Regions from separate parts of the Homo sapiens genome. Here all the other regions are linked to region 2. Evidence: chromatin loops called from intact Hi-C (ENCODE). Cell type or tissue: endothelial cell of umbilical vein. All regions are shown on one strand. Each heading gives the region's core, and the rest is flanking DNA. Links, peaks and the distances in the headings are about the cores only.

The links. Hi-C counts contacts between places; a loop is a spot of excess contacts. Peaks named below come from ENCODE experiments on the same cell type or tissue, not always from the same donor. Only the 100,000 strongest peaks of a DNase experiment are listed, where the experiment ranks them.
Region 1: it touches region 2 in a loop (15-fold over the local background); 18 of 110 quality-filtered maps call a loop at or near these places.
Region 3: a loop joins it to region 2, with 11 times the contacts of the local background. A loop is called at or near these places in 3 of 110 quality-filtered maps.
Region 4: it touches region 2 in a loop (19-fold over the local background); 33 of 110 quality-filtered maps call a loop at or near these places.
Region 5: a loop joins it to region 2, with 2.3 times the contacts of the local background. A loop is called at or near these places in 8 of 110 quality-filtered maps.

What each region holds. Positions count from the first base shown.
Region 1 is chr11:57,562,982-57,568,955 of GRCh38, forward strand. It overlaps UBE2L6 (ubiquitin conjugating enzyme E2 L6), which reads right to left and starts at 4,691. Exons shown (of 4, transcript NM_004223.5): 1 at 4,604-4,691. The coding sequence starts at 4,630. RefSeq lists an enhancer at 3,092-3,441 and a silencer at 4,695-5,054. In endothelial cell of umbilical vein, for the core only: a CTCF peak has its summit at 5,341 (motif pointing right); DNase peaks (open chromatin) are centred at 3,350 and 5,360; H3K4me3 peaks cover 1,437 bases.
Region 2 is chr11:58,510,956-58,516,929 of GRCh38, forward strand. LOC105369313 (a long non-coding RNA gene) reads right to left here and starts at 3,770. Exons shown (of 5, transcript XR_007062673.1): 1 at 3,596-3,770; 2 at 838-900. In endothelial cell of umbilical vein, for the core only: a CTCF peak has its summit at 2,993 (motif pointing left); a DNase peak (open chromatin) is centred at 3,006; H3K27me3 peaks cover 745 bases.
Region 3 is chr11:57,490,257-57,496,230 of GRCh38, forward strand. SLC43A1 (solute carrier family 43 member 1) reads right to left here. Exons shown (of 15, transcript NM_003627.6): 7 at 5,775-5,908; 8 at 3,737-3,915; 9 at 1,460-1,606; 10 at 1,335-1,370; 11 at 968-1,106. Among named protein-coding and RNA genes, the nearest start is that of SLC43A1, 22 kb to the right of the region's middle. RefSeq lists an enhancer at 2,979-4,178. In endothelial cell of umbilical vein, for the core only: CTCF peaks have their summits at 1,619 (motif pointing right) and 3,358 (motif pointing right); no DNase peak of the experiment used is centred there.
Region 4 is chr11:57,454,012-57,459,985 of GRCh38, forward strand. No RefSeq gene overlaps it. Among named protein-coding and RNA genes, the nearest start is that of RTN4RL2, 3.5 kb to the right of the region's middle. RefSeq lists a silencer at 5,365-5,424. In endothelial cell of umbilical vein, for the core only: CTCF peaks have their summits at 3,493 (motif pointing right) and 4,837 (motif pointing right); a DNase peak (open chromatin) is centred at 3,520; H3K27me3 peaks cover 836 bases.
Region 5 is chr11:58,056,238-58,062,211 of GRCh38, forward strand. All of the region lies in intron 2 of OR9Q1 (olfactory receptor family 9 subfamily Q member 1), which reads left to right. It overlaps LOC124902674 (a long non-coding RNA gene), which reads right to left and starts at 1,698. Exons shown (of 2, transcript XR_007062672.1): 1 at 1,446-1,698. RefSeq lists enhancers at 1,795-2,475, 2,476-3,155 and a silencer at 2,780-3,074. In endothelial cell of umbilical vein, for the core only: no CTCF peak of the experiment used is centred there; DNase peaks (open chromatin) are centred at 2,894 and 3,744; H3K27ac peaks cover 1,348 bases.

The DNA.
Region 1 (5,974 bases), core at 670-5,669, 950 kb before region 2:
CCTCACCAAACGAACTAAATAAGGCACACAGGGCCAATTCCAGAGAAACAGAGATATGTGACCTTTCAGACAGAGAAATCAAAATAGCTGTTTTGAGGAAACTCAAAGAAATTCAATATTTCCTCCACAGAGAAGGAATTCAGAATCCCATCAACAAATTTAACAAATAAATTGAAATAATTAAAAAGAATCAAGGAGAAATTCCGGAGTCGAAAAATGCAATTGAGGCCGGGTGCAGTGGCTCATGCCTGTAATCCCAGCACTTTGGGAGGCCGAGGCAGTCAGATCACCTGAGGTTAGGAGTGCAAGACCAGCCTGGCCAACGTGGTGAGGCCCTGTTTCTACTAAAAATACAAAAATTAGCTGGGCATGGTGGTGCAGGCCTGTAATCCCAGCTACTTGGGAGGCTCAGGCAGGAGAATTGGAGAGGCAGAGGTTGCAGTGAGCCGAGAGCATGCCATTGCACTCCAGCCTGGGCAACAAGAGTGGAACTCTGTCTCAAAAAAAAAAAAAAAAGAAAGAAAGAAAAAAATGCAATTAACATACTGAAACGCATCAGTCTTTTAACAGCAGAATTGATCAAGCAGAAGAACTAGAGTGTTTAAAGACAGGGTATTTGAAAATACAGTCAGATGAAGCAAAATAATAAAAGAATAAACAAAGACTTTGGGAGGCCGAGGCAGGTGGATCACGAGATCAGGAGATCGAGACCATCCTGGCTAACACGGTGAAACCTCATCTCTACTAAAAATACAAAAAAAAAAAAAAAAATTAGCCGGGCGTGGTGGTGGGCGCCTGTAGTCCCAGCTACTCAGGAGGTTGAGGCAGGAGAATGGTATGAACCCAGGAGGCAGAGCTTGCAGTGAGCCAAGATTGTGCCACTGCACTCCATCCTGGGCAACAGAGCGAGACTCCGTCTCAAAAATAAAAAAAAAGAATAAACAAAGAATGAAGTATGCCTACAGGATCTAGACAATGGCCTCAAAAGGGCAAATCTAAGAGTTACTGGCCTTAAATAGGAGGTAGGGAGAGAGACAGGGCTAGAAAGTTTATTCAAACGGATAGTAGCAGAGAATTTCCCAAATCTAGAGAAAGATATCAATATCCAAACATGAGAAGGTTATAGAACACCAAGCAGACTTAACCCAAAGAAGACTACCTCAAGGCATTTAATAATCAATCTCCCAGATGTCAGGGATTAAAGAAAGGGTCCTAACAGCAGCAAGAGAAAATAAACACATAACATACAATGGAGCTCCAATATGTCCAGCAGCGACTTTTCAGTGGAAATCTTACAGGCCAAGAGAGAGTGGCATGACATATTTAAATGAAATACGGCTGAGGGAAAAAATCTTTTACCCTAGAATAGTATATCCAGTGAAAATATCCTTCAAACATGAAGGAGAAATAAAGACTTTCCCAGACAAACAAAAGCTGAGAGATACCATCGACACCAGACCTGTCCTACAAGAAATGCTAAAAAGGAGTTCTTCAATCAGAAATTTAAAAAAATTTTAATGAGCAATAAAAAATCATCTGGGCTGGGCATGGTGGCTCACGCCTGTAATCCCAGCACTGTGGGAGGCCAAAGCCGGTGGATCACCTGAGGTCAGGAGTTCGAGACCAGCCTGGCTAACATGGTGAAACCACATCTCTACTAAAAATACAAAAATTAGCTGGGCGTGGTGGCGGGTGCCTGTAACCCCAGCTACTCGGGAGGCTGAGGTAAGAGAATCACTTGAACCCACGAGGCGGAGGTTGCAGTGAGCTGAGATCGTGCCATTGCACTCCAGCCTGGGCAACAAGAGCGAAACTCCGTCTCAAAAAAAAAAAGAAAGAAAAACACAGATTAGTATAACACTGTATTTATGGTATATACACTACTCATATCTTAAGTAGAAAGAGGAAAAGATGACCAATTAAATATAATAACTACAACAATTTTTCAAGAGGTAGACAGTACAATAAGAAAGAAATAGAAATGGCCGGGCACAGTGGCTCATGTAATCCCAGCACTTTGGGAGGCTGAGGTGGGTGGATCACCTGAGGTCAGGAGTTCGAGACTAGCCTGACCAACATGGAGAAACCCCGTCTCTACTAAAAATACAAAATTAGCCAGGCGTGATGGTGCCTGCCTGTAATCCCAGCTACTCAGGAGGCTGAGGCAGGAGAATCACTTGAGCCTGGGAGGCGGAGGTTGCGGTGAGCTGAGATGGCACCATTGCACTCCAGCCTGGGCAACAAGAGTGAAACTCCATCTTAAGGAAGGAAGGAAGGAAAGAAAGGGAGAGAGAAAGAAAGAAGGAAAGAAATAGAAACAACAAAAAGTTAGTAAGCGGAAAGACGAAGTTAAAGTATACAGTTTGTATTAGTTGTTTTTTTTTTTTTTTTTTTTTTTTTTGAGACAATGTCTCACTCTGTCACCCAGATTGGAGTCCAGTGGCACAATCACAGCTCACTGCAGCCTCAACCTCCTGGGCTCAGGTGATCTTGCTACCTCAGCCTCCCAAGTAGCTAGGACTACAGCAGTGTGCTACCATGCCCGGCTAATTTTGGTACTTTTTGTAGAGATGGGGTTTGGCTGTGTTACCCAGGCTGGTCTCGAACTCCTAGGCTCAAGCAGTCCGCGAACCTCAGCCTCCCAAAGTGCTGATATTACAGGAGTGGGACACCACGCCTGGCCTTCATTAGTTTTCATTTTGCTTGTTTGTTTATGTAATCAGTGTTAACTTGTCATCAGTTTAAAATAACAGGTTATAAGATATTATTTACAAACCTTGTAGTAACCTCAAATCTAAAAACATACAATGGATACATAACAGTTATGTGACCCAAAATGTCAGTAGTGATGAGGTTGAGAAACTGAAGCTCTCCAAACCCAGTCCACAAGTGGGGAGGGGTCCTTTAACACTGTGGACCATTTGAACTTTCTCTGCCTTACCCCCACCCCCAACATATAATATAAACACATCCCATGCCCCCCTCCTATCCCTCAGCCTATGTTCTATTTCTGTTCAACCAATAAGCTGCTTCTGGTGCCTTCCACCCAGGGTCAATGGCCCTTCATTTATCTTTACCCCAAACTAGAAGCATCTGCACTTGTAAGAGTTTCTCTATCATCTGTGACTCTTTGGCAAGAACAAAGCCCAGGGCTGACCGGAGAAGATCTGGAATAGACATTTTCCAGGTCTTGGAAAGATAAAGACACTTGAACTTTATCTGTTTAGGATGAGTTCTGCCAGAACTTTCCCAAAGCCTGAGGAAGTTGAAACCCAACCTAAAACACACAGTTCTTTCCTACTGCCTACTAGGAAATCACCTGACTCAGAGGAACAGAAAATGAAAGTAGAAAGGCCATTAAGAGAGCCTGCAGGCTGGAGGCCTGTGGACCTGGTTTCATATTCCAGTCCCATTGCTCCTTACTGAAAGACTCTGGACAAGCAAGTTATTTCCTCTGTGCCTCAATTTCCTCATTTGTAAAATGCGGGTATATATTACTTATCTCACAGAACTGCTGTGCGAATTAGATGAAATAACCATGTAAACCGTTTGGCATGTAATGGTTCCAATGCAATAAATTCTGGCTCCCATCTCTCTTCCACTTGGCTGGAAAGACCCTCTGCCTCATTTTGCTGCCAACCTCCAGATTTAGTATCTAGGCCAAGCCTGCTCTGGGCATCCCAGTCTGAGGCCATTTTCTTCTCAGAGGCTGAGGGTAGCAGGCACCCTCTTCCTAGAGCCTGCCCCTCCACCCTGCAGACTGGAAGGGGCACTTCTGAAAGACTTGGGGTGCCAGACTCACTTCACCAGGATCACCTTCCTCCCTAATCCATCTCCAAACACCCTGGGTTTTCCCACCTTCTGGAGGAAACTGCCCCCTCCCCATCCTTCCAGATCTTATTTCAAATTGTGTCCCTGATAGGAACAAAATTCAACAAGGGCCGGATTTGTGTTCATCTCTGCCCGCCCCCCCCCCCCTCCTAGAACAGGGCCAGCACATGTAGGCATTCAACACTTGTAGAACTCACGAACGCAAGCCACCTACTCCAGGAGGCCTTCCAGGTCCACCTCCGCATCTTTTCCTCCAGAGAATACTCAGGGAACTTTGTCCCAAATTCTAATCAGCATTCCGTGTTTCTCAGGACTCTAGTAATACAGGCATCAAATTATGGGATGGGCTATGGGCTTATTCCAAGGCAAGGACTTCATCCTGGTCATCTGTGTTCATAACCCACCACCAGCAGTAGCAGAATGCCTGGCACCAAGATGCCAAGGACTTTTCCTGCACTGGAGATGCACCCAGTTGTTATCACAAGTTTCAGGCAGGAAAAGCGAAATTGAAACCAGTTTTGGGGGAGCCGGCTCATCTTCACCACGCGAACGGCTCAAGCAGAGGCCTCCAAACCCCCAAAACCCCAGCTCTGGCCACTCTTGCAGGCCAGTCCTCCTCTGAGTAGAGGGCGGGGAGGACAGGGATTCAGCCAGCCCTGGTGCCCAGACAAATAAATAAATGTGCTCGGAGAGCCGCGGAGGGGATGGAGGGAGGAGGGAATGCGGGAGGCGAGGGGAGCCAAGAGAAAGGGGTCATCCTATACGCGGTTACCTTCACCACTCGCATGCTCGCCATCATGTCGGGACCGAGTGTGTGGCACCCGTGGCCTCCAGCAGGACCGAGCTCCGACCCGCGACACAGCGCGCCCCGCCCCGCCCCGGGGACCCCACCCCCGGCAGCCCCGCCCACCCCTCCTCCAGCCGTCGCTGCGTGGGCCTCCCCGCACCCGCTCCGGCGAGGCCAGGAGGCCGTCGAAGGACGACCCGCCGGACAACCGCCCGATCCCCGCGCGGAAGGCTCGGACCCGGGACTCACGGTCTTTGTGCGGAGACGGGGGCGGGCCTCGGGGCGCACGGCTTTGCTGATCCCTGCCTCCCGCGGGGTGCGCCGTGCACCGGCGGCGAGCGCTCAGGGGCGCTGGGGGGCGCTCATACGGGTTCCAGTCTTCGCTCCGCCGGCGGCCGCACCGGGAGCTCTCCGGTCTTTGTCAGCCCCCTGCACGCCGCCCCAAATACACACTCGCCCTGAATAAATAAGGGATGCTCGCTGTACAGACGCAGCTCCGTGACAGTTCTCAGCGGCCTCCACTATCGGACTGCCGCCTTGAGCCCCTGCCCCAGCAAGCTGCCGGAGCCGCCGAGCCTGCCGCCTTCCCTCCATGGGCCCAGCGCTCCATCTCCGAAACTGCGTGGGGGATGGCGTAGACCTGTGCCCTCCGAGCACCGCTCCCCGGCAGTCGGGGATCCTTTGTGCTGCCCGGCGTTCGGCGCGGGCTGCAACGTTTCTCCCCGTGGCTTGGGGCAGAGCACCGCAAGGAGGCGCTGTTGGACCCTTTCTCTTTTGCTTTGGGGGTTCGGTCTACCATCATTCAGTCCTTTACTAGGTTTAGTATTTACTAAGTGCCTACTGTATGCTGGTTTGGGAAACAGTTGGTGGGGGAAGCCCCAAGAAGGACTCAGGAGCCTCCTTTCCAAGAGAGAGTCTGCTTCCCCTCCCTTACTTTACTACTGGTCCATTACAAGCTGTGGGCCTAATGTGTGCCCCCATGCACAGCTGGAGTCCCCAACCCTCTGTGCAAGGACAGAGTACTTGCAGCCCCTGAGCACCAAGCAGCATCTGGGGAAGATGAGACTTGTTGGGAGGGCCGATCCCCTCCTTCTCACCCTTCCCTACCCCCGTTTAGTCCAGACGAGAAAGGAAATCAGTATATTTTGAGCACCAGTTTGTGATCTCAGTACCTCACAGTTTTTTTGTTTCTTGTTTTTCTGACAGAGTTTCACTGTCGCCCTGACTGGAGTTCAGTGGCGATATCGGCTCACTGCAACCTCCGCCTCCCGGTTCAAGCTGTTCTCGTGCCTCAGCCTCCTGAGTAGCTGAGATTTACAGGCGCGCGCCACCACGACCGGCTCATTTTTGTATTTT
Region 2 (5,974 bases), core at 564-5,563:
TTTTTAAAATATCTACGGTTGAATACTGAAATATCTAAGGTTAAAATATTAAGTCAAAACCTGAAAAAGCATTAAAATTTAAGGAATTATTATTGTTATAAAGAGAGAAGGAGAAGTCTAAGCCATTAAGATAGTTTGGAAATAAAAAGTTCCATCAAAATTGCTTCTAAAGGGGTTTGAAGCATCACCCCCAATCATCACACCCCCATTTGGGGAGTTCTAAAGAAGATTCTCAATGGAATAAATTCCATAAGGGAAGAGACAAGGCCTATATTGTTTGTCACTCTTTTGCGCTTTATTATCCACTACTTAGACTCAAGGCAGCCACATGGTAGACTCAACTATTTGTTAAGTGGATGAGGTAATTAGAATCTCAGCAGTTGAGTTAGAATAAGAGCTTTAATGCTTACTTGCTTTGGGACTGTAGGCAAGTCAATTTTCCTTTATAGACAGAAGATAAAGTGAGATAAAATATAAGAAAATTCAGCCAGTGTGGGCCTCTAGCAGGTGCTCCATAGAAGCTAATTAATCAATCTCTTTATTAAACTGTAGGCCAATCGTATGAAGTTATTTCCCAGGTTTTATTAACACCAGTTGGTAGCAACACCCCATCTAGCAATGACTATGGCAATGGCTGTCTAAGTAAACGTGACTCCGAATTACTTATGGGAAACTTCTGTCTCTATTCTTGTGAAATGTAGCAGAGGAGGTTGGGGGAAATTGAATTAAGAGTCTTTTTATATACCTACTTCTGAGTCTCTTTCTTTTAGACGAACCCATTATTTCTACCTACAGTGCGAAGAATACTGCTTTTTAAAAAGATCAGGGAAATCATACCTATGTCCTTGGGAATTATGAGATCTCAATTCAGAACTGCTTCAACACTGGACTTTTTGAAGTCTGAAAAAGAAAAGAAAAGAAGAGCTGTTGGTCTCTAAGGACCTTGGATTTCAAATAGTAAGAGATTTCCTGAGGCTATGTGATAAAAGTGTAAAGACAGTTCAGCTGCCGCTGCAGTTTGCTTGAGACTGTAAGTGAGCCATATCAAACTGTGTGAAAAGGCTGATATCAGCTAGAAGCTAGTGTCTATGTAGATTTGGGAGCCTCTGAAGGGGGGTTCCCTAAGGTCTCAATTCCAATCCAGGGCTCAGCAACATACAAACAAGCAATCAAAACACCACTTTCCTGAGGGAACTGAAACATTATTATGATATGGAGGTGCCTCAAAGATCCCTTAGGGGCCACAGGGGAGTCCTGGTTCTCCTAGTCACAGGCTAAGATTATTGATGAGCAAATTCTATCAAAAAATGCTTTCAAAGGAGCTTGAGGATCCAGCCACTGCACAATCAGCCCACAGATTTCCTGTGAGTATTGGGAGTTGGCTCTTTATCTAAGACTAAATGGGGAGAAATTTTCAAAATGTCAGATTATAAATGATAAATTGCATCAGAATCTCCATTTTCCCAAACCCAGCTCTGTCTACAGAACTCAGAGTTTCAAAGAGCTCTGTGAATCAAAACACTTCCATGAACTTTTTTCCCAGTCAACTTGGTTTTAAATGAATTTTAACATGGAGCCTACAAGAAGCAAAGGATTTCTTTATTTCAGCTCTTGATACATTTATATGTATATAATATATATTTATATAATATATAATATAGCTTCCTATGTTTCAAGCCCTTCATTCAGTATATATTTGTATGTGTTATTTCACTTAATGTTCATATAACTCTATGAGAAATATATATTTTTTTCAATTTTACAGATGTGAAAACTTCTGTACATACCTAGCACTTAGATCTTTTTCTAATATTATTCTCTAATAAAAGAAACCAGGGCTCCTTCGAGAAATGGCTGGTTCTAGCACTGGAGCAGGGAATATACCAGAGAAGCCTGGAGCATCTTGCAATTCCAGAAAGTGAGGAAATGCTCAAGCCTGTCTGACCCAAATTCTATATATTTATACTCTGTGCTCTACTGCTTCTCTTGGGAATAAATGTGGAAAAGCAGAGGTGCTCTCAGAATCTACAAAACAATATTTCTCTTAGATTCTCACAAATGCATGTTCCACTACAGTCAGTTACAAAAGTAGAGCTTATTTACTCACTTTTTCTTTGCTCTCATGAAAACATTTCCAAGACAAAGCCCCCTGTTAGAATAATTATTTTTAACAAAAGAAGACATACAAAGTGGCCAAGCAAGTGGCAAGCTAGGTGATAGAAGTCCAAGGATATTTTTGCATACTCTTGGAATTTTGTAGCATCTAATCACCTGACCCACATGTCCAACTCTGAAGACTTAGGTTTCTTCCTTATTATTTATTTGACCAATAAAACAACCAAGGAAAAAACTAGAGAAAGAAAGAGGGAAAAACGGGATAAGACAGATAAAGAGAGAAAGGAAAGAAAAGAAAGAGGGGAGGGAAGGGGAGAGAAGAGGAAGAAAGGGAGAGGAACAAGATGAGGAAAGAAGAGAAAACTTCACCTGTAGCATCAAGACTCTAACCACTGAGACAATCTAGCCTATATATCTGGCTTTATAAAATAATTTAGTACTCTTCTTTATCAGTGTTTAATATTCTAAAAAATTAAATAGATAAAAATGAAGACTATCAACATGGTGAAGTGGGGTGGTTCTTGGTTTTGGCAAGTAAGAGGCCTAGAATTAGCCACTTATGAATGGATAATAGATGAATCATTAATCTTTTTGAACCTCATCATTTCTTAATGGCACCCAATATATCCTCTTTCTTTTCCCTCCAAAGACTCTTAATTCCTGGGAAATACTTCTGCTTTTCCACTTTGATGCCTCCAGTGTCTTCACTGTTTGGTCTCCTCACAAGATCAGGTTGACTCTTCACCTCCAAACAGTTACAGCTTGGGGTTTTAAAAAAACTAAAAGGCAGAAAAGGGCCAATTCTGACTTTTGGATTACTTCAAGGCCAGATACCAGGATCTGTCCATCCATATTTGAGTTAATGCTGCCATCTTGAGGCTATCCCAAGCTTTTCACCTAAGGAGCCGTTCCCAGCGGTGGGGCTGGCAAAATGAAGACTTGTCTTTCTTGCCGCAATGACAAGTGAGTTCATACAGGAAAAATGCTTTGGAATTACAGGAAGAATCAAGAAACTACCCATCTGCCTAAAAGGTTAATTTCATGGCCACATAGAATGGTAGCACCTCTTAGGACCCTGGAGATCTCCTACGTGTTATGGTACACCAGGCACCGCAGCCTACAGGTGAGACTTACAGTCCTGGAGCCAAATGCATGGGTTCAAATCCCAGCTCTCCCTTCTAGTTCCTGGAGGGACTCTTGCAAGTCACTTAGTCTCTCCATTCCTCTATTTCTCATTATGGGACTGTTGAGAATTAAAGTTAATCAACATAAAGTACAAATAAACTTTGGAGATACTGGGGGTTTGGTTTCAGACTACTCCAATAAAATGAATATCACGATAGAGCAAGTCACACAATTTTTTTTTTGCTTCCTAGTGCATATAAAAGTTATGTTTACACTATACTGGGTCTACTAGCATTATGTCCAAAAAATGTACATAATTTAAAATACTTTATTGCTAAAAAATGATGATGATCACCTGAGCCTTCAGTGAGTTGTAATTTTTTCTTTTGCCGGTGAGGGGCCTTGATGGCTGCTGACTGATCAGGATGATGCTTGCTGAAGGTTGAGGTGGTTGTGGCAATCTCCTAAAATAAACCAACAGTGAAGATTGCTGCATCGATTGACTGACTTTCTTTTCTTTTTTTTTTTTTTGAGATGGAGTCTCTCTCTGTTGCCCAGACTGTAGTGCAGTGGCGCAATCTTGACTCACTGCAACCTCCACCTCCCAGGTTCAAGATATTCTCATACTTCAGCCCCCTGAGTAGCTGGGATTACCGGCAAACGCCACCAGGCCTGGCTAGTTTTTGTATTTTTAGTAGAGATGGGGTTTCACCATGTTTGCCAGACTTGCCAGGCTGGTCTGGAACTACTGACCTCAAGTGATCCACCCACCTCGGCCTCCCAAAGTGCTGGGATTACAAGCATGAGCCATCGTGCCTGGCTGATTGACTTTCTTTCATGAAAAATTCCTCTGTAGCATGAACTGTTGTTGATAGCATTTGACCTACAGTAGAACTTCTTTCAAAATTGTATTAAGTCCTCTCAAACCTTCCCAGTGCTTTATCAACTAACTTTATGGAATACTTGAAATCCTTTGTTGTCATTTCAACAATGTTCACAGCCTCTTCCCCCAGAGTAGATTCTATCTCAAGAAACCACTTTATTTTCTCATTCATAAGAAGCATTTCCTCATCTGTTCAAGTTTTGTCATGAGATTGCAGCAGTTCAGTCACATCTTTAGGCTTTACTTCTAATTCTAGTTCTCTTGCTATTTCCACCACATCTGCAGTTACTCCCTCCACTGAGGTCTTGAATCCTTCAAAGTCATCCAAGAGAGTTGAAATCAATTTCTTCCAAACTCTTGTTAATGTTAATTACATGAATTCATGAGTCACAAAAGTTTTTAGTGGTATCTAGAATGGTGAATCCTTCCAGAGGTTTTCAATTTACTTCACTAGATCCATCAGAGGAATCACAATCTATTGCAGTTATAGCCTTACGAAATGTATTTTCTAAACAATAGGACTTGAAAGTCAAAATTACTCCTTGAACCATGGGCTGCAGAATGGATATTGTATTACCAGGCATGAAAACCACATTCATCTCCTTGTCCATCTCCATAAAAGCTTTGAGTGACCAGGTACATTTGTGAATGAGCAGTAATATTTTGAAAAAAATATTTTTTCTAAGTAGTAGGTCTCAATAGTGCGCTTAAAATATTCAATAAACCATGCTATAATCTAGTCTTTTCCGTTTATAGAGCACACGCAGAGTAGATTTAGCATAATTCTTAAGGGTCTTAGAATTTGCAAAATGATAAATGAACATTGGCTTCAATTTAAACTTACCAGCTTCATTAGCCCCTAACAATAGAGTCAGCCTGTTTGTGGAAGCTTTGAAGCCAGGCATCAATTTCTCCTTCCTAGCTATGAAAGTCCTAGATGGCATTTCTTTCAATATAACGGTGTTTTGTTTGCATTAACAATTTATCGTTAGGCTGGGCATGGTGGCTTATGCCTGTAATTCCAGCATTTTGGGATGCTGAGGTAGGCGGGTCACCTGAGGTTAGGAGTTTGAGACCAGCCTGGGCAACATGGTGAAACCCCATCCCTTTCCAAAAAAAAATTAAAAAAGGAAAAGAAAAATTAGCAGGGTGTGGTAATCCCAGCTACTCAGGAGGCTGAGGCATGAGAATCACTTGAATCCAGGAGGCAAAGGCTTCAGTGAGCCGAGATCTTACTATGGCACTCCAGCCTGGGTGGCAGAGGGAGACCTTGTCTCAAAAAAAATATACATATATATATAGTTTAGTGTAGCGACTTCCATCAGTTATCTTAGCTAAATCTTCTGGATAACTTGATGTAGCTTCTACATTAGCACTTGCTGCTTCACTTTGCACTTTTATGTTCTAAAGATGGCTTCTTTACTTAAACTTCATGAACCAATCTCTGCTAGCTTCCAATTTTTCTTCTGCAGCTTCCTCAACTTCCTCAGCTTTCACATAATTGAAGAGAGTTAGGGCCTTGCTGTATTAGGCTTTGCCTTAAGGAAATGTTGTGGCTGGTTTGATCTTCTATCCAGAACACTAATATTTTCTCTGAATCAGCAATAAGGATATTTCACTTTATTATCATTCAGGTCTTCACTGGAGTAGCACTTTTAATTTCCTTCAACAACTTTTTCTTTGCTTTCTCAACTGGGACAACTGTTTGACACAAAAAGCCTAGCTTTTGCCCTGTCTCAGCTTTTGCCCTGTCTCAGCTTTTGCCCTGTCTCAGCTTTTGACATGCCTTCCTCACTAAGTTTAATCATTTCTAGCTTTTGATTTAAAGTGAGAGATATGCAACTCTTCCTT
Region 3 (5,974 bases), core at 303-5,302, 1.0 Mb before region 2:
TGAGATCGTGCCACTGCACTCCAGCCTGGGCGACAGAGCAAGACTGTCTCAATAAAAAAAAAAAAAAAAACCCTCAATGGTGGTCTCCAGCCAACAAGACAGCCCTCAAGGATCCTGCCTCCTGGTATTCCCCTGCTTTGTCCAGTCTCCTTCCACAGTATATCAGGGTTGCTCTGTGCCTATAATAGAACGTAACAGAAGTGATGGTATGCTACGTCTGAGATTATGTGAGAGAAGATACGGGGTCTCTGTCGCTTAGCCCTCTTGCTCAAGGGAAAGCAGGTGCTGTGTCCTGAGCAGCCCTATGGAGAGGCCATGGGGGTAATTGAACTGACATAGATTCTCCAACCCCAGTCAGCCCTTCAGATGACTGCAGCCCTGGCTGACAGCCTGACTATGTCTTCATGAGAGACTGTGACTCAGAATCAGCCGGCTGAGTCTCTCCCTGATTTCTGACTGTCAGAAACTGTATGAGATGAGAAGTGTTTGTTGTTTTAAAATGCCAAGCCTTGGGGTGATTTGTTATACAGCAATAAATATCTAATATACCAACTCTACCTATTCTAGCCCTAACAAGACTTTAGCGTGTACCCTTATAACACAGGTTCTGGAGGCTGCCACTGAAAGCTGTGTGATCTTGGGTGAATGACCTAACTGTGCAACCCTGTACCTCGGTTTCCTCAACTGCAAAATGAAGATATTAACGCATCTACCTCAAAGAGGTGTTGTAGGACTAAACAAGGCAAGGTGCCAAGTGCACAGTCAGCACTCTGCATTAGCTATTCTTATTATTAAGCAAGCCAGGTCCCTTCCTAGCCTCAGTTTCCTCATCTGTAAAATGGGGAGGTACCCCTGATCTCCTAGGGTTCTTGGGAGAAAGCAACAAGTTGCTGGATGTAAACGCACAGAGAAAATGAAAAGCACTGCCTGACCACTTGCTGTCACCATCCCTGTACAGGCAGGTCACCTGGCATCTCCGAGGACAGTGCCCTGAGTTGGGGCGTCCACGCAGTCCTTGATCCGCCAGTCCATGATGTAGCCAATGAGGGGGCAGGTGAGAAGGCACAACAGCTGCATGGCCCCGAAGACGGAGGAGTAGAACCCAACTGGGCAGGATGGGAAGGGCAGTGGGGTCAGGAACTGGCACTCAGTGGACACTATCACCCCTTCCAGCGGAGGCCAGAGAGCACCAAAATAGCCTTCCTCTGAACCCAGACTCTTACATCCCACAAAAGGGTTACCTGGGTGGGCCCAGGCCTAGAGGAGTCCCGCCCCCTGAGAAGCGGGTTGCAGTGGGGTGGGCGTGAGCCAGGGCCCTGCTTTCATAGCCCTACCTGTCTCTGCCACCTTTTGTTGCTGTTCATTTGTCTCTGTGGGTAGGGAAACGTATGGTGAGGGGAGCTCAGCCAGGGTGACCCGCCTGTGCCCCCAACCCCCAGGGGCCTCAGCGGTGCCTCACCATGCTCCTGGCCACCAGTCACAAGGTACTCCAGCATCTTGTTCACAGCAGCCATGTAGAAGATGATCCGCAGCTGGGTCATGCCCATGGTGAGGAGGCTCCACAGGAAAGTGGGGGAGCAGAGGCTCTTGCGTAAGGGGACAGACCCTGGGGAGACAGCAGGGGGCGCCCCTGAGCCCCAGACCTTCCACTGCCCTCTGATTGTCCCAGCTCATGCAGTTCTTGGGGGGAGTGACACTAACTATGTGACTTTGGAGAGAGACTGGTTTCTTCAAAGACGGGAAAGTTCAGATTCACTTGCCTCCAGGCTCTTGCTCAGCTCAGAACATTTTTGGATGTATGTCCTATGCTTCGTGTGGTAAAAATAACTCAGTTAGGTGCCATGGCTCACGCCTGTAATCCCAACACTTTGAAAGGCAGAGGTAGGAGGATCACTTGAGCCCAGGAGTTCAAGACCTGGTGGTCAACATAGCAAGACCCTATCTCTAAAAATATATATATATATTTATTTATTTATTTATATACAGAAATTATATATATATTTATATATATAAATATACATATATATAAAAATATATATATATGAAATAAGCCAGGCATGGTGGTGCACACCTGTATTCCCAGCTACTCAGGAGGCTGAGGCAGGAGGATTGCTTGAGCCCAGGAGTTCAAGACCAGCCTGGTGGTCAACATAGCAAGACCCTATCTCTAAAAAATATATATATATATAAAATATAATATAAATATATATATAATTTATATATAAAAAATAATATAATATATAATATAATATATAATAATATAATATATATAATTTTGTGTATATATATATATATATATATATATATATATATATATAAAAAAATAAGCCAGGCATGGTTGTGCACACCTGTATTCCCAGCTACTCAGGAGGCTGAGGCAGGAGGATCACTTGAGCCCAGGAGGTCAAGGCTGCAGTGAACTATGATTGCACTACCGCACTCCAGCCCAGGCAACAGCAATACCCTGTCTCTATTTTACAAAAAAAAAAAAAAAAAAAAACCTGGCAGGGCACGGTGGCTCACACTTGTAATCCCAAAACTTTCGGAGGCTGAGGCAGGAGCATCATGAGGTCAGGAGTTCGAGACCAGCCTGGCCAACATGGTGAAACCCCGTCTCTACTAAAGATACAAAAATTAGCCGAGCATGGTGGTGCACGCCTGTAGTCCCAGCTATTTGGGAGGCTGAGGCAGGAGAATTGCTTGAACCCGGGAGGCGGAGGTTGCAGTGAGCCAAGATCATGCCACTGCACTCCAGCCTGGGCAACAGAGTAAGGCTCCATCTCGGGGCGGGGGGGAAAGAAACAAAAGAAAAAAACTCTGAAGCACTCACTATGGGCTACATACTTGACATTTATTACCCCATTTAATAAAATCTTACAACAACCCTATCCTTATCACATTTTACTGATGAGGAAACTGCAGCTCAGGAAGTTAAATGACTTGCTCAAGCTCACAGGGCTGGAAGCAGCAGGTCAGCCTAACTCCAGCTCGTGCCCTTAGCCATGTTGCCCTCTGAGAATCGGCACTGGGGGTAACCACCCTCAAACTGCACACCGTTTTGCACTTTACAAAGAGCTTCCACACCCATGGTGTCATTCAATCATCACAACTAACTTTACAGTTTGTGGGGTGCTTTTAGTGCTAGTTTAAGAGGTAAGGAAATCAAGAGCAAGGTTAGGTGATCTACACAAGTCACATAGCCTATAACTGGAGAGCAGGACTCAAACTCCTCAACTCCCGCTCCTGACTCCAAGGAGCTCCTTCCACTTATCATGGAGCTGGCGGTCCTGGGATCTTCATGTACCCTCCTGAGAAGCAGCCCAGGCAGGTGCTGCAGCTCCTCCTGTGACCAGCAGGGGGCAAAAGACAGCCAGGTGTGGAGGACCCCTGCCAGGAGGCTCACGGGCCTGGCTGCACCTGATGCAATAAGCTCAGAGGTTGCAAGGGGCCCTGAGGAAACCAGCTACCCGACAGGCCCAGAGACCTTGTCCCCATTTTGGAAGCTCCTCCCTCCCCAATCCCAGGAATCCAGCAGGGTAACCCTGAATCTGAACTTCCCAGCGTTAGCTGAGCTTTGATGTGCCCATCTGTAAATGAGGAGCATGCCCCACCTACATCATGGGGTGTTGTAAGGACTGAAGAGGGGTGCGAATAAATACTCAACCATGAGTGCTCACTGAATATGAGGACCCACCATCACTATCCCCCAAGGCCGGCACCTTGACCAGACACTCACTCTCAGGAAGGTTTTCTGAGGTGCCCCGAACATCCTGGGGTGACATGAAGGCATCCGAACCGTCCTCCAGGCTGGGGGCCTTCTGGCTGAGCCTCTGGCCCATGGTGGTCACATGGGTGTAGAAGAGGTCACCTGTCACCTTGTGGTCCAGGGCCAGCCCACTCAGCTTGATCTTCTTCCTGCAGGCAGCCAGGCCAGAGTGTAGAGGAACCAGTCACACAGAGCCCACCTTCAACGGCCTAGTGCTCGGCGGCCATCCCAGCGGTTTCCAGCACTCCTTTACCCGGCATTGACATGCTCACAAGCTCCTAATGCAGAGCTTCTGTTTCTGTTGCTCAGAGCTTGGCTCAGGGACCAGCTTAGCACAGATGCCAAGTAAATGAAGAGTGGATCAGCTGTTTTTCACTTGGGCTGTTCCCATGGAGGAGGCAGCATTAACACCTCAGACTCCAGAGTCAGACAGCCTGCGTCCAACCTAAGATTCACCCTCCTTTGAATGGCATGACCTTTGGAAAGTCACTTTGTTCCCTGTACTTTTGTTATTAATGGGGTTAATACCCAATCTACATCATACAGCTGTTTGAGGATGGTATAGGGGCTAAGTACAGTGCCTGGCATAACTGTCAGTTCTGTAATGTCACCTTATGTGCTTGGTGTGGAGTATCACCTCTTGCCTCTGCTGAACTGACAGGGGGCTGGAAAAAGTTGGCATTCAGGTGGCTCCACAAAAGATGGGGTGCTTGATTCTTTTATGTCCCTCTTTTTGGGACCACATGGCATCGAGTGCCATTGCTGAGGTGCCTCCTACTCAGATCTCCTCCAAACCCAGAAAGGATGAAAACAGTATTTGTCATTACTTTTTTTTTTTTTTTGAGACGGAGTTTTTGATCTTGTTGCCCAGGCTGGAGTGCAATGGCACGATCTCGGCTCACCGCAACCTCAGCCTCTAGGGTTCAAGTGATTCTCCTGCCTCAGCCTCCTGACTAGCTGGGATTACAGGCATGCACCACCACACCCAGCTAATTTTGTATTTTTAGTAGAGACGGTGTTTCTCCATGTTGGTCAGGCTGGTCTAGAACTCCCGACCTCAGGCGATCCACCCTCTTCGGCCTCCCAAAGTGCTGGGATTATAGGCATGACCCACTGCGCCTGGCCCATTACTTTTAATGGCAAAAACCACAATTACTTTTGCACCCACATAAATAGTTACCATGAGCTGAGCATGGTGGCTCACGCCTGCAATCCCAGCACTTTGGGAGGCTGAGCCAGGCGGATCACTTGAGGCCAGGAGTTCAAGACCAGCCTGGCCAACATGGTGAAACCCCGTCTCCACTAAAAAATACAAAAATTAGCTGGGTGTGGTGGCGCGTGCCTGTAATCCCAGCTATTCAGGAGGCAGAGGTTGCAGTTCACTGAAATCATGCCACTGCACTCCAGCCTGGGCGACAGAATGAGACTCTGTCTCAAAAATAAATAAATAAATAAATAAATATTTACCATGTTTTGACCACCTGTTATGTGCCAACTGTATTACTTAAAAACACCCATGGGAGGCTGGGCACAGTGGCTCACGCCTGTAATCGGACACTTTGGAAGGGCAAGGGGGGAGGATCCCTTAAGGCCAGGAGTTCAAAACCAGCCTAGGTAACACAGTAAGCCCTGTCTCTACAAAAAATAAAAAAATTAACTGGGCATGGTGGTGTGTGCCTGTAACCCCAGCTCCTCGGGAGGCAGAGGGAGAGGTTCGCTTGAGCCCAGCAGTTTTAGGTTGCAGTGAGCCAGGACCAAGACACTACACTCCAGCCTGAGTGACAGAGCAAGACACTGCCTCTAAACAAACAAACAAACAAAAGCGACCTGTGGGTAGGTAGGAACAGGCTCATAGTACAGATGAGAAAGCAGAGCTTGGAGGGCTCAAGCGATTTGCCAAGCAGAGGTCCAAGCCGAGGTCTCTCTGAATCCAAAGTTAATTCCGTCTATCATATCACCACAGCCCTCTCTGCCCCAGGGAGAGTCTCTGCCCACTCCAGCCACTCACGTGTAATTGACTTCCTCAGGGGCAGGAAAGGCTTCGATGGGCCAGTTGAGGGTGCAGTTCAGAAAGATAAGGCAGGCCAGGCCAGACCAGGTGAACATGATGACCACGAAGGCCACACCGGCATCGTAGATCAGCTGTGAGAGGAGGGGGCAGGCCCGTGGGGGAGACTGCCTGGCCCCAGACCCCACCAAGGTAGATCC
Region 4 (5,974 bases), core at 607-5,606, 1.1 Mb before region 2:
GATGAAGTTATGTGACCTCTCCACCCAGCTGCCCCTAACACTTGCAGGGGCAGGGCTGGAGTGCAAAGGGAGGCACTGGTACCACAGCCTGGGAGGCACCACCCCACTAGTGCAAGCCGGGCAACCTCTGCCCCCAAGGCATCCCTAGCCTCCCAACTGCAAGCATCAATCTTGCACTTGGAAAGGAACCTCACCTTTGAAATCTAGGTTCAAATTTAGAATGATCCAGCTCCTTGAAGTTCTATACAGAAATACAGCCAGCAGCCAGGCCCGGTGGCTCACGCCTGTAATCCCAGCACTTTGGGAGGCTGAGGTGGGTGGATCACTTGAGGACAGAAGTTCGAGACCAGCCTGACCAACATGGTGAAACCCCGTTTCTACTAAAAATACAAAATTAGCCAGGCATGGTGGTACACGCCTGTAATCCCAGCTACTTGGGAGGCTGAGGCAGGAGAATTGCTTGAACCCAGGAGGCAGAGGTTGAAGTGAGCCAAGATCGTGCCATTGCACTCCAGCCTGGGCAACAAGAGCGAAACTCCATCTCAAAAAAAAACAAAACACACGCAGCTTCCCTCCACTTCCCAACCACAGCTCCATCTCAGACAACAAGGGGCCTCATGTCCATGCACATGAATATCCAACCAACATGTCTAAGGCCCAACCACACCCTCTCCAAACATCTGCCCCTTGGCCACCCTTTGGCCATGGGTTCATGCACTGGCAGAAAGGTAGTTCAGAGAAGAAGCCCACAAAGGGCCGGGAAGTCCACTTGGGCTTTTTGAGATTCCAGGGTCCAGGATAACCTAAGTGTGGTCTAGAAGAGAGATGCAGCTTCTGGGAGGCACATTCCTTGGTCTTAGGGACTTCTTGCCCCCATGGAGGGAAACTGGCTAGATGAGGGCCAAAGCAGAGCCCTCTAAAGCACAGGGCTCAGGGAAGGACTCTTTTTGACCAGATCTAAGAGCAGCACTACCTCTCTGAGCCTGTTTCTCCATCTGTAAGAAGGGGACATTAATAGACTCTCCCCGCTAGAGTTACTCTACATCAGCCAGCACACGTAAGTTCATGACATGAAGCAAGGGCTTAATATATACCCGTTGTACTATAAATAATAGGCCAGGCCTGGTGGCTCACACTTGTAACCCCAGCACTTTGGGAGGCCGAGGAGGATGGATCACAAGGTCAGGAGTTTGAGATCAGCCTGGTGAAACCTCATCTCTACCAAAAATACAAAAATTGGCCGGGTGTGGTGGCGTGCACCTGTAGTCCCAGCTACTTGGGAGGCTGAGGCAGGAGAATTGCTTGAACCCGGGAGGCAGAGTTTGCAGTGAGCCAAGATCTCACCATTGCATTCCAGCCTGGGTGACAGAGCAAGACTGCATCTCAAAATAAATAAATACACACATACATACATACATACATACATACATACATACATACATACATACAATACATGGACAGGGACCCTAAAAATGAGACAGGGAAAGAGAAAAACATGTTCTGACAACCTTGCCCTTTATACTAATTTAGGTTTTCTTGCCTGTTTTAGAAAGGGCCTGGACAGGAGCCCTGTTCCCCTCAGGCCAGGCAGAACAAGGTGTGGAACTCACTGTGGAAGGGTTCTGGGTGACAAGTGCAGCCCCGTCCCTCCACCTCCCAGCACAGTAGGCAGCACGTGTCTCCATTGACTGGCTCAGGAGCAGGCCTGGTGACCAGTGGGAGAGCTGAGGAGCCCAGGGTGGGGTCTGAAGGAATCCCTAGAAAATCTGATTTTCCCCCAGGGCCCACATCACGTGCCCAGAGCTGGGAAAGTGGAGGCAGCATGGGATCTAGCTGAGAGGCTCCATTTTTGGTAGCTTCTAGTTTGGGAGTCACAGAGACACCTGGATGATACGAAGATGTAGCTTTGCAGGACTCTCTAGAACATGGAGTCCAAGATATTCCCTTCAATGATGGGACACTGAAGCCCACAGAGGAGAGGTCTGTCCCAGTTACTCAGCCATTCGGAGGCAGAGACCAGGCTAGAACTCAGGACTTTTAATTTGGACCAGGATTCCTTTTACCACAGTGGGCAGCCCTAGCAAGTGCCAGGTAGGGTGGAACTGTGAAGGTCATCCGAGGGGTAGTACACGTGGGTAGGAAGTCATATCTAAGAACTGACCCCCAGACCTGGCTCTGCCACTCACTCCTTATGAGACCACAGGTGCTGGGTGCAGTGGTTCACACCTGCAATCCCAGCACTTTGGGAGGCCAAGGCAGGCAGATTGCTTGATTCCAGGAGTTCGAGACCAGCCTGGGAAACATAGTGAGACCCCCACCTCTACCAAAATTAGCCAGGCGTGGTGGTGTCTGCCTGTAGTCCCAGCTACTTGGGAGGCTGAGGTGGGAGGACTGCTTGAGCCTGGGAGGCGGAGGTTGCGGTGAGCCAGGATCATGCCACTGCACACCAGCCTGGATGACAGAGTGAGACAGAATGACACACTGTCTCAAAATAAATAAATAAATGACAGCAGATCATCATTTTTCTTTCTGCCTCTAGACTGCAATGCCTATTTCTCCAGGTAGTCACTAGGATAAAAGTAAAAATAATATTATCAGCATTTACCAAATACAGGGTCAGCTACTCTGTTATGTTCTTTCATGCTTTGTTTCTTTTAAGCCTCAAACAACTCTATGAGCTGGGAACAAGTATCGTCCTTCTTCCTCCCATCTTATTTATTTATTTATCTATGTATTTATCTATCTATTCATTTATTTATTTATTTTGAGACAAGGTCCTTCTAAGTCACCAGGGATGGCCTCAAACTTGAGCTAGGAACTAGTGTCACCACCCCCCAATTTCTTTTATTGATTGATTGATTGATTGACTGACTGGTTAATTTTGAGGCAGGGGTCTCGCTAAGTCGACAGGGCTGGTCTTGAACTCCTAGTCTTAAGCAATCCGCCCGCCTCAGCCTCCCAAATTGCTGGGATTACCAACACGAGCCACCATGCCCAGCCCCTCCCATCTTCTGAATAGGAAAACTGGGGTTTGAAAAGGTAAGCGACTTGCCCAAGGTCCCCTCCCTAGCTAGAGAGCTTCAGAGCCAGGGCACAAACCCATCAAAGCCTGTGCTCTCGCCCATTGAGCCACCGGACCTCGTACACTAACCGCCAAGTGTTCTACACAGTGAAGGTGACAAAGAGGTGAAGGGAAGAGCCAGGGAGGTTCTGTGGACTCACTCGGTGGGTATGCCCAGAGGGAAGGGGGATCTTGGGTGGCACATTGAGAGTAGCTGCGCTGTTAGTAAGTGAGAACTCGGAAGTCCAGACTCATCCAGTCTGTGCCAATAAACCCCTCCTTCTACCTGGTCTCCTTTCCAAAGCCAGCTGTTCTCCAGACAATGGGGTGGGCGGGGGCGGGTGTCCTCCTCCTTCTCAGGGAAAATCCGACGCTGAGCCCATCTCCAGAGATCTTGGCTTCCCGTGGGGCTGCAGATCCACCTAGAGCCACCAGAGGGCGGGCCAGCACTGCGGCCAAGGCTTGAAGACCCAGCACACCAAAGCCCGGCCAAGCCTCCAGCCCAGTGTCCAAGAGTCCAGCCAGAGGCCGAGTCCTCGATCTCAAAATGTCTAACTGCAGAAGCCCAACTCATGTTCAGGCATGATGTGTCTGATTCTACTGGGACAATCATTGCCACCAAAGAATTACTGCCAAAATAGTAACGACATTAGCTACCTACCACCCCTCCACACACCAACACACCTCATTTTACCAAGCACTTTCTCATGCCTGGGGTGCCTGGAGACTTAATGCAGCCTCGCGATGACCGGGTAGCCTCACCGTACAGATGAGGAAACTGAGGCACAAGGAAGGGGAGTACATTGTCTAGGGTCACCTGGAGAACTCTGATCTCCAGACTCAAATTTCCAATTCGTCCCCCCTCCCCCCAACCCTAACCGGAGCTAGGTGGGGTGGGGACAGCAAATGTGGATGGGGGGAGGTAAGAGGGGTCAGAGTGCTCTACAGAGAAGACCAAATGCATTGTGGCACCTACTGTAAAATGAGACCAGCCAGCCACCCACCCACCAGCCAGCCACCTAAAAGTCTTCAGTGGGCACCTGCTGGAAACACGACAATGGATGACACGAGTTCCCTGCCCTCAAAAAGCTGGTAGTCTAGTTGGGGGTGGAGGGGGTGAGTCAGCAGATAATTATGGGAAACCGTGACACCTGTATAAGGGGCGGGGATGAGCAGAGGGGCTGCGACTGCCTGGAGCCAGGGATTCCCGGACGGGGCTTCCCTTTCCTCGCAGCTCGTCCCAGGAGGAGGAGCTCCCCCCCAGCTTCGGGGTTCCGCCTGCCTTGGGGGCCCGGGGTCCCCTCCCACCCCTCCCCGAAGAGCGCGGGCCCCGGGAACCGATGACAGCACACCTGAGTCAGCCCGCCGCCCACCCGCCCCTCAGCGTCTGTCTCCGCATCTTGTGATATTTCGCTCCCCGGGAGCCAGCCCCACTGCGCTCCGGAGGCAGCTCGGCAAACAAACCCAGCGACAGATTGTGCCGCGGCTCATTCCGGGGAAGGACGCCAAACCCCACCCTGCTACCCCCAACACTCCCTCCCCGCCGCCGCCTCCAGGCCCTCCCCCCAGGCGCAGGCCCTAGTCGGGGTGGGTCCTGGGGAAACGCAGGGTCCTGTCCTGCCTCCTGGAAATAGGGGGAGCCCTGGGTGAGGGAAGACGGGAGCCCCAGAGACTTTTCTTTCTGTTTCTACCTGATCCGAAAACGAGAGGGGCGGGAAAGGAAATTTAGGGGCACAGAGAGGAGCTGGGGGGCCGAGAAGGTCCGAAAATGGAACCAGCAGGGGGCACCCGAGAGCCGAGGTGCCCACGGGCCGGGAGCCTGGGAATGAAACTGGGGAAGAGGGGGAGAGAAAGGGAGGCAGAGACACCGAGACACACAGAGACGAGAGACAGAGACGCAGGGAGCCCCGCGGGGAGGAGGAGAGAGACGAAGACACAGAGAGACAGTGAGAAAGACAGAAGACCGGGCAGGGAAACAGACGAGTAGAGACAGAAAAGGTCCGAGAGAGAGTGAGGGAGGGAGGGAACAGAGAGACAGAGACCACGAAATATGAGTAAGAGTCGGGGGAGAAAACCAGAGAAATCGAATGAGAACGCGAGAAGAACGAGAGACCGTGGAGGGAGCAGAGAATGAATGGGAAGAATAAGACCAACATTTATCAAGAGCCGACTGTATGCCAGGCACTGCATTGGACCCTGGCACGGATAGGAAAGGAGGAGCCGCGGCGCGGGCAGCGGGGCGAGGGGCTTCTGTGCTCGCGGGAGCGGCAGCCCAGGGGGCTCAGCAGCCCCGGCACCGCCGCACCTGAGGCTCCAGCAGCCCCAACCCCGCCAGCGCTGCCTGGCCACCGTACCCGAAGCGGCTCCCCCGAGGGCCCCGAGCCTATCCTACGCCGGGGCGGCTCCGCGGACGCGCCGGGCCGAGTCAAGACCTGGGTCAACCGCCCTGCAGCCTTTGTAGGGAAGTGCCTAGGTGATGGGTCTGCTGATACCGCCTGTGACCAGGCCATGAAGGGCCAGAGGGGCTCCAGTGAGACCATAATCCGCCCCTCTTTAAAAGGGGGTAGAGGAAGTTCACGCGAAGCCAACAGTCTTCTCCCCAGCTTTGGGTCCTCTCCTGCACCCCCGCGGGAGATAAGGTCTCCCCTCCCGGACACATCATACATACACAAAAAAACGCACACACTCGCACGCGCGCCCATCTCGCACCCGCTTGTAAATGCACTAAGGGGCATACACACACCGGGCACATATTTCTTTCCACCCATCCCCAAGATCGCAAGCGCAAAACCTCGCACAGCCTCACGTTTCCCACCAGCTCAGACATGCACGCTGGCGGACTTTCAGCGGCTCACCCGTGTGCACACTCACGTGCCCCCCCCCCCGCTTCCCCAAGCCCGTACAAAGGGTAAC
Region 5 (5,974 bases), core at 399-5,398, 450 kb before region 2:
CTGAAAATTTAACAGTTGACCTTCGCTGTCAGAGCCAGTTCTCTCTGTTGGACCTAGACCTCTGGTATCTTTAATAAGAGTCTTATGAATGCTATTAAGAGGCAGCTGTCATCATCTCCCTTCCTTCTGCTGGAGATTTTCTAGTCCACAGGTAGGCAAACTACTGCCTGTAGACTAAAGTTAGTCTGGCACCTGTTTTTCTGTGTGATGTGTGAATTAATAATGACTTTTACATTTTTAAGTAGTTGAAAAAAATTAAAAGAAGAGTAATACTTTATGATATATGGAAAATACATGAAACTCCTATTTCAGTGTTCATAAATAAAGTTTTGTTGAACACAGTCAGATTGATTTGTTTGTGGATTTTCTATGGCTGCATTTGCACTACAACAGCAGAGTTGAGTAGTTGTGATAGAGGCTGCATGGTTTGAAAATCTGAAAACATTTACTATCTGGCTCTTTACTGAGAAAATTTTTGACCCCTTATCTAGTCCATTAGTTGCTACTTTTCAAGAAAAATCTTATGCTTCACACTAATATATTAGGCAGAGAAAATAGAGCATCTCTGGTTGGTGTAGGCAGCTATGGGGTCCAGAGCCCCATCCCCAAGCCTCTCACTGCCTGAAGAAGTGTTCCATCAGTGGGGGCACCTAAGGCTCCCTGTAGAACTCTAAGGCTCCAAGAAGCACACTGTAAAAATTACTGATCTGTACCCACTTTCCTAAGGCTTCCATGGTTATACAATTCAGGTTTTTTTTTTTTTTTTTTTTTTTTTGAGATGGAGTCTCACTCTGTCACCCAAGCTGGAGTGCAGTGGTGCCATCTTGGCTCACTGCAACCCTGCCTCCCAGGTTCAAGTGATTCTCATGCCTCAGCCTCCTGAGTAGCTGGGACTATAGACAACGCCATTACACCTGGTTAATTTTTGTATTTTTAGTAGAGACAGAGTTTTACCATGTTGGCCAGGCTGGTCTTGAACTCCTGACGCTAAGTGATCCACCTGCTTCCCAAAGTGCTGGGATTACAGGTATGAGCCACTGTGCCCAGCCCAAGGTCTTTTTGATTAAAGTACCTAATGACCAGAGAGGAAAAAAGACCTCGAACACAGAGAAGGCTGATGACTAGGCCAAGCACTCAGACTCAGCTCTTCCTCTAGCTGAAAACCTAGTGTTCTTCTCTTGGTGTTGTTGGTTGAGGCCTTTGTCCTCTGAACTCTATTTCATCTCTTTGAGCTTGTTCTAGCATTACCTCTCTGACTACGAGGAAAACACCACCTCCCTTCCCTTCCTGTCCTTATCCCTGAGCAGCCCATGAAGAATGGGTGTCTGTGCTGGATTGGATGTTTTACATTGCAGATTTACCAGTTTTCTAACTTTGTGGTTAACTCTTTCCTACTGTGAATCTCATATGGTTTTTGTTGCATATCAGCATTGGCATGTAGTGACCTGGATGGCAGGACAGCTGTGTTCTCTTCCAGCTCTGCCTCCCCTTTTTGGTGATCTCCCTGCTTCGTGCTGGACCAGCAGATTTCTAAGGCCCTTGGCAGTTTTGATGTCATCACCATTATTAGCAGCAGCGTCACACCACCTGGAGAAAAGCTGTAGCCCATAACATGCATTAATCACCAGCCAGCATTTGTATGCATGATCTCTTATTTTCATAACAACCTACCACGTATATATTATTATACTCAATCTACATAGGAGAGAACTGAAGCTCAGGAAAGGTAAGTGACTAGGCCGCAGAGAAATCCCATATTGAGATTTGAGCCCATATCACTTTTGTTCTAAATTTGATGCTCCTTTCATTAGGCCACACTGCCTCTCTGCTAGTCTAAAGCTCACAGAAAGCTGGAATGGACAGGGACTGGGAAAGGCTTCTTGGCCACTCACCTGAGAAAGCCTGGCTTCCCATGCATTGGCATACGTGCCTCCCAGGAATGGTCCCTCTCTCTCAGAGCAGGACATCAAGTTCTGATAGGCAACCCACAGGGCTTTGGCTGCCAGGTAGGCTTGGTAAGTGGCAGTTAGATCAGGAAGTTTGAAGGCAGACAGGTGGGCAGTGGTCATGTTCTCCAGCCCTGTGCGATGCCAAGCCCCTTCTCTGGCACTTTGGATGGAAGCCCCTAATCCAGACCACCTGTATCCCTGCACTCCTCCCACAGCTTCCTCATCAGACTGTTGCCTGGCTACACGGCTGGGCGCAGCGCCAACAGGAAGTCCTTAAAGGCAGGTATTATTCCTAAGTGTATGGTCAGGCTCAAGCTGCCATTCAGCAACTCGTGGGCTTTGGGACCCAGCACCGAGGGGTTATATGTGAAGGAGGTGGAAAAGATCCACATCCTCCCATTCACATTGTTCTCCTGAAGGGCCCCCGCCAGGAGTCTGAAGTGAAAATGGTAGCAGTCACAGACAATGACGGTGGCAGCAGGGGTTTAGGCAATGACGGTGGCCATGCTGTTGATGCTGTCATCTACACTGCTGATCTTTGAGAAGGCCATGCAGCCACCCTCGCCCCCGATCTGCTTCTGCAGCTGCTGATCCAGCCACTCAAAGTTGCTGTTGTCATAACTGACCAGGCCTACTCAGGTCCAGTTAAAGTAACTCAAGAGCTTGGCCAGGACTCAAGGCTGGTGGGTGCTGCTGGGCACTGTGCGGAGGAAGGATGGGAACTGGAAACAGTTGGAAAACTGGGGGCGCTGAGATCCATGGCTGATCTGGGGGAAAGGAACAGAGCTGTACATTCCTGGCCTGAACACACTTGCTCAGGATCCACAAATGTTCTCACCAGCCTTGTAACTTGGCCTCATTTTTCCCTCTCTGGCTTTTATTTCTAATTATTATCTCACTGGCCTTTGATATATGCTGTTTCCAGGTCCTTCGAAAGCCTGTGGGCTCAGGCCTAAGAAACCAACTGACGTTTTTAGAAAGGAATGCAGCGGACTAAAGAATGCCAACATATCTTCCAGTGGGGGTGGGAGAAGCAGAGAGGTAAAGATGTGCTAACGGCTTTGTTTCTCTCTATACATTGTATAATTCTTGGCATTATTTGAAAGATAAAGGCTCAAGTGAATTAAAAGCTGTATAATTGTTAATAGAATAAAAACAAGATATATAAATTCCAAAGCAGCAGAAGGAAAATAATTGGAAAAAATGATCAAATTAAAAAAAATTCAGGGCCGGGCACAGTGGCTCATGCCTGTAATCCCAGCACTTTGGGAGGCTGAGGCGGGCAGATCAATTGAGGTCAGGAGTTCGAGACCAGCCTGGCCAGCATGGTGAAACCCTGTCTCTACTAAAAGTACAAAAATTAGCCGGGTGTGGTGGCGCATGCCTGTAATTCCAGTTACTTGAGGCAGAAGAATTGCTTGAACCCGGGAGACAGAGGTTGCAGTGAGTCAAGATTGCACCACTGCACTCCTGCCTGGGTGACTGAGTGAGGCTCTGTCTCAAAAAAAAAAAAAAAAAAAAAAAAAAAAAGGAAAGGGAGAAAGCATAAGAACTAGAAAACTAAATAAAAATCTCTATTATTTCTATTATTATAGTTTTATTAACAGAAAGCAATGACCCAGCATAATAAATAGAAATTATATAAGATGGCAGAATACCATCAAACCATATCAGCAGTCAGCTTAAATGATAGGTTACATTACCCTACTTACGAAGAGCGTGCTGTATTCTCTACTTGCCTGTCTTGACACACTCTCCAGGCTTCTCTGTAATAGCTCTGAGCTCCAGAAGGGCTGATCTTTGTGGATTGTGTCAAAGAGCTGCCCTGCCCTCTGCCTTCTGGTAGGAGACTTGCTGGGAGACTTGGGGTAGGGGGAAAGTGAGGTTGAGGTATTCATTTCTCCCTGCTTAGCCATGGGTGGGCAGTGGCTGCCTTCCTCAGCTCTGCTTCCTCTCCCAAGGATGGAAACAGCTTCCGACTGTGGCTGTCCTTCAGGTGTTTCACCATTATCCCTTCCCACTCCTTTGAAAGCAGCCCCTTCATCTGGGTTTTTCCTTTTCAAAGGTAAAGAGGGGAGAATTGAGCTCTCCTGTCATGGGGCAGCTGAGTAAAGATTTTGACTATAATAGATGGGAAATTTTCAAACTGGATAAAAATCAAGCCGGTTATTTGCTATTTAGAAGAAACACAAGTAAAGCAAAATAACAAGAAAATCTAATATCAGGGGATGGGTAACATAAAAATCTTAGGTGAGTCCACTTGACCTGGAGGCTCTCCAGCCCTCCTGCCTAAGGAAAGCTGGGAGGCTTTTGGAGCAGAGGGGAAGGGGTTGTCAGTGTAGAGTGTGATTTCTGGTGGGCAGACCTAGTGGGTGCCCATATGATGTATTAAGTTTTCTTTAACCTGTTTATCAGCAAAAAATATTTCAGGAGCTATGGTCAGGAGTTCGAGACTAGCCTGGCCAGCATGGCGAAACCCTGTCTCTGCTAAAAGTACAAAAAGTAGGGGGGTGTGGTGGCTCATGCTTGTAATTCCAGTTACTTGGAAGGCTGTGCTATGGTCAGTTGAATATTAAACTTAAGAAAGAGTCATGAAATTAAGAGAGCACTTTTTTTTTTTTGATAGAGGAGGATAAGAACAAAACACAGTGTGGCCTGTTTATTGAGGAGTCCCAAACCTGCCGTACAGCCTTCCCTGATCCCTGCTCCTCAAGCTGAGATCTAGTTCTTAATTCTTGGTTCATGCCAGCCCTGGGATCATCGCCTTTGTCACATCATTGCTGAACTCTTTCTACTTCAGACTGTTCGAGTTCATGCCTTTTCCTCTCCAATCAGATTCTAAGCAGGATCCATTCAATTTATCTTAGTTGTTGAGTGCATGAGTGAATGCCTGTTCTTTTCTCTTCTCTCCTGCTCATCTTCTTCCTGCTTTCCTTCCCCTACAGGCTCCTCAGGTCAGTGCAGGGGCTCACTGTCAGACTTTTCCCAGCCTACCATAAGGAAGCTGTCCTACCAGATATGTGCAGACAAGTTCTTTTACTTCAAAGTTTTTGGTGAGTCTTTGGCCCTATATTGGGCAAAATTACACAGAGGACGTGGGAGCCAGCTTTTCTCCAAAGTTAACTGCTCCTTCCAGGCTTGCATTGTATCATCATTATCACTAATAGCAATTCCAACTAACAGTCATTGAGGGTTTAAGTACCAGGCCCTGGTTATTCCATTGTTAATATCCACAATGACTCTAAGAGGCAAATACATTATCATTAACCTTTGTTACCTTCGTTTTGTAGATGAGGAATGTGAAGCTCAGACAGATGACTCAATTTGTCAAGGTCACATAATCAGTAACTAGCGTTTGTAAGATCCAGGTTTGCTGACTGTCAAGCCAGTGCCCTTCATTGTTTCTAGCTCTTCGGCTTCCCAGCCCACCTCTGTCCAGTGATCTCTGTTGGTGAGTTGTATGAAATGAGGTGGGTCCTTTGATTTTTAGGGACTCTGGGGTTTTGGAAAACCAGAGTCGGCAACAGCAAGGGCTATTGCAAAATGCTCAAGAATTTCTTAAGATGTAACACATTTGGAGCTCCCTTGGATTTTTAGCAAGTTAAAGGTAGCACTTAGCATATGTTAAGCATTGAGGTGCCAGCGGTGGTTACAATCTGCTCTGTAGCTTCAGAAATGTCTCGGTTCACACCCATTCAACAGATGCGATCTGAACAACAGCTACATGCCAGTTCGTATACTAATATGAGCAAAACCTACTTGCCAATCTCAAAGATCTCCTGGTGAGTGGTACGTGAGCAACAAGATGATGTCATAGTTTCAAGAAAGGGGAACTCACCCAGAAATGACTAGTATAGGTAGGAATGGTGCAGGCTTCCCAAAATCATTGCCAAGACCAGACACCACTTACTAAGAGTGAGAAATGTAACTTTCAACGTGACCAACATTGTGTTGGCTGGTCAGTGTATTCTCTCCCTACAGAAAGTGTCTATCTGAAGCCAAATTATTCTCAGAAGGATTATCCA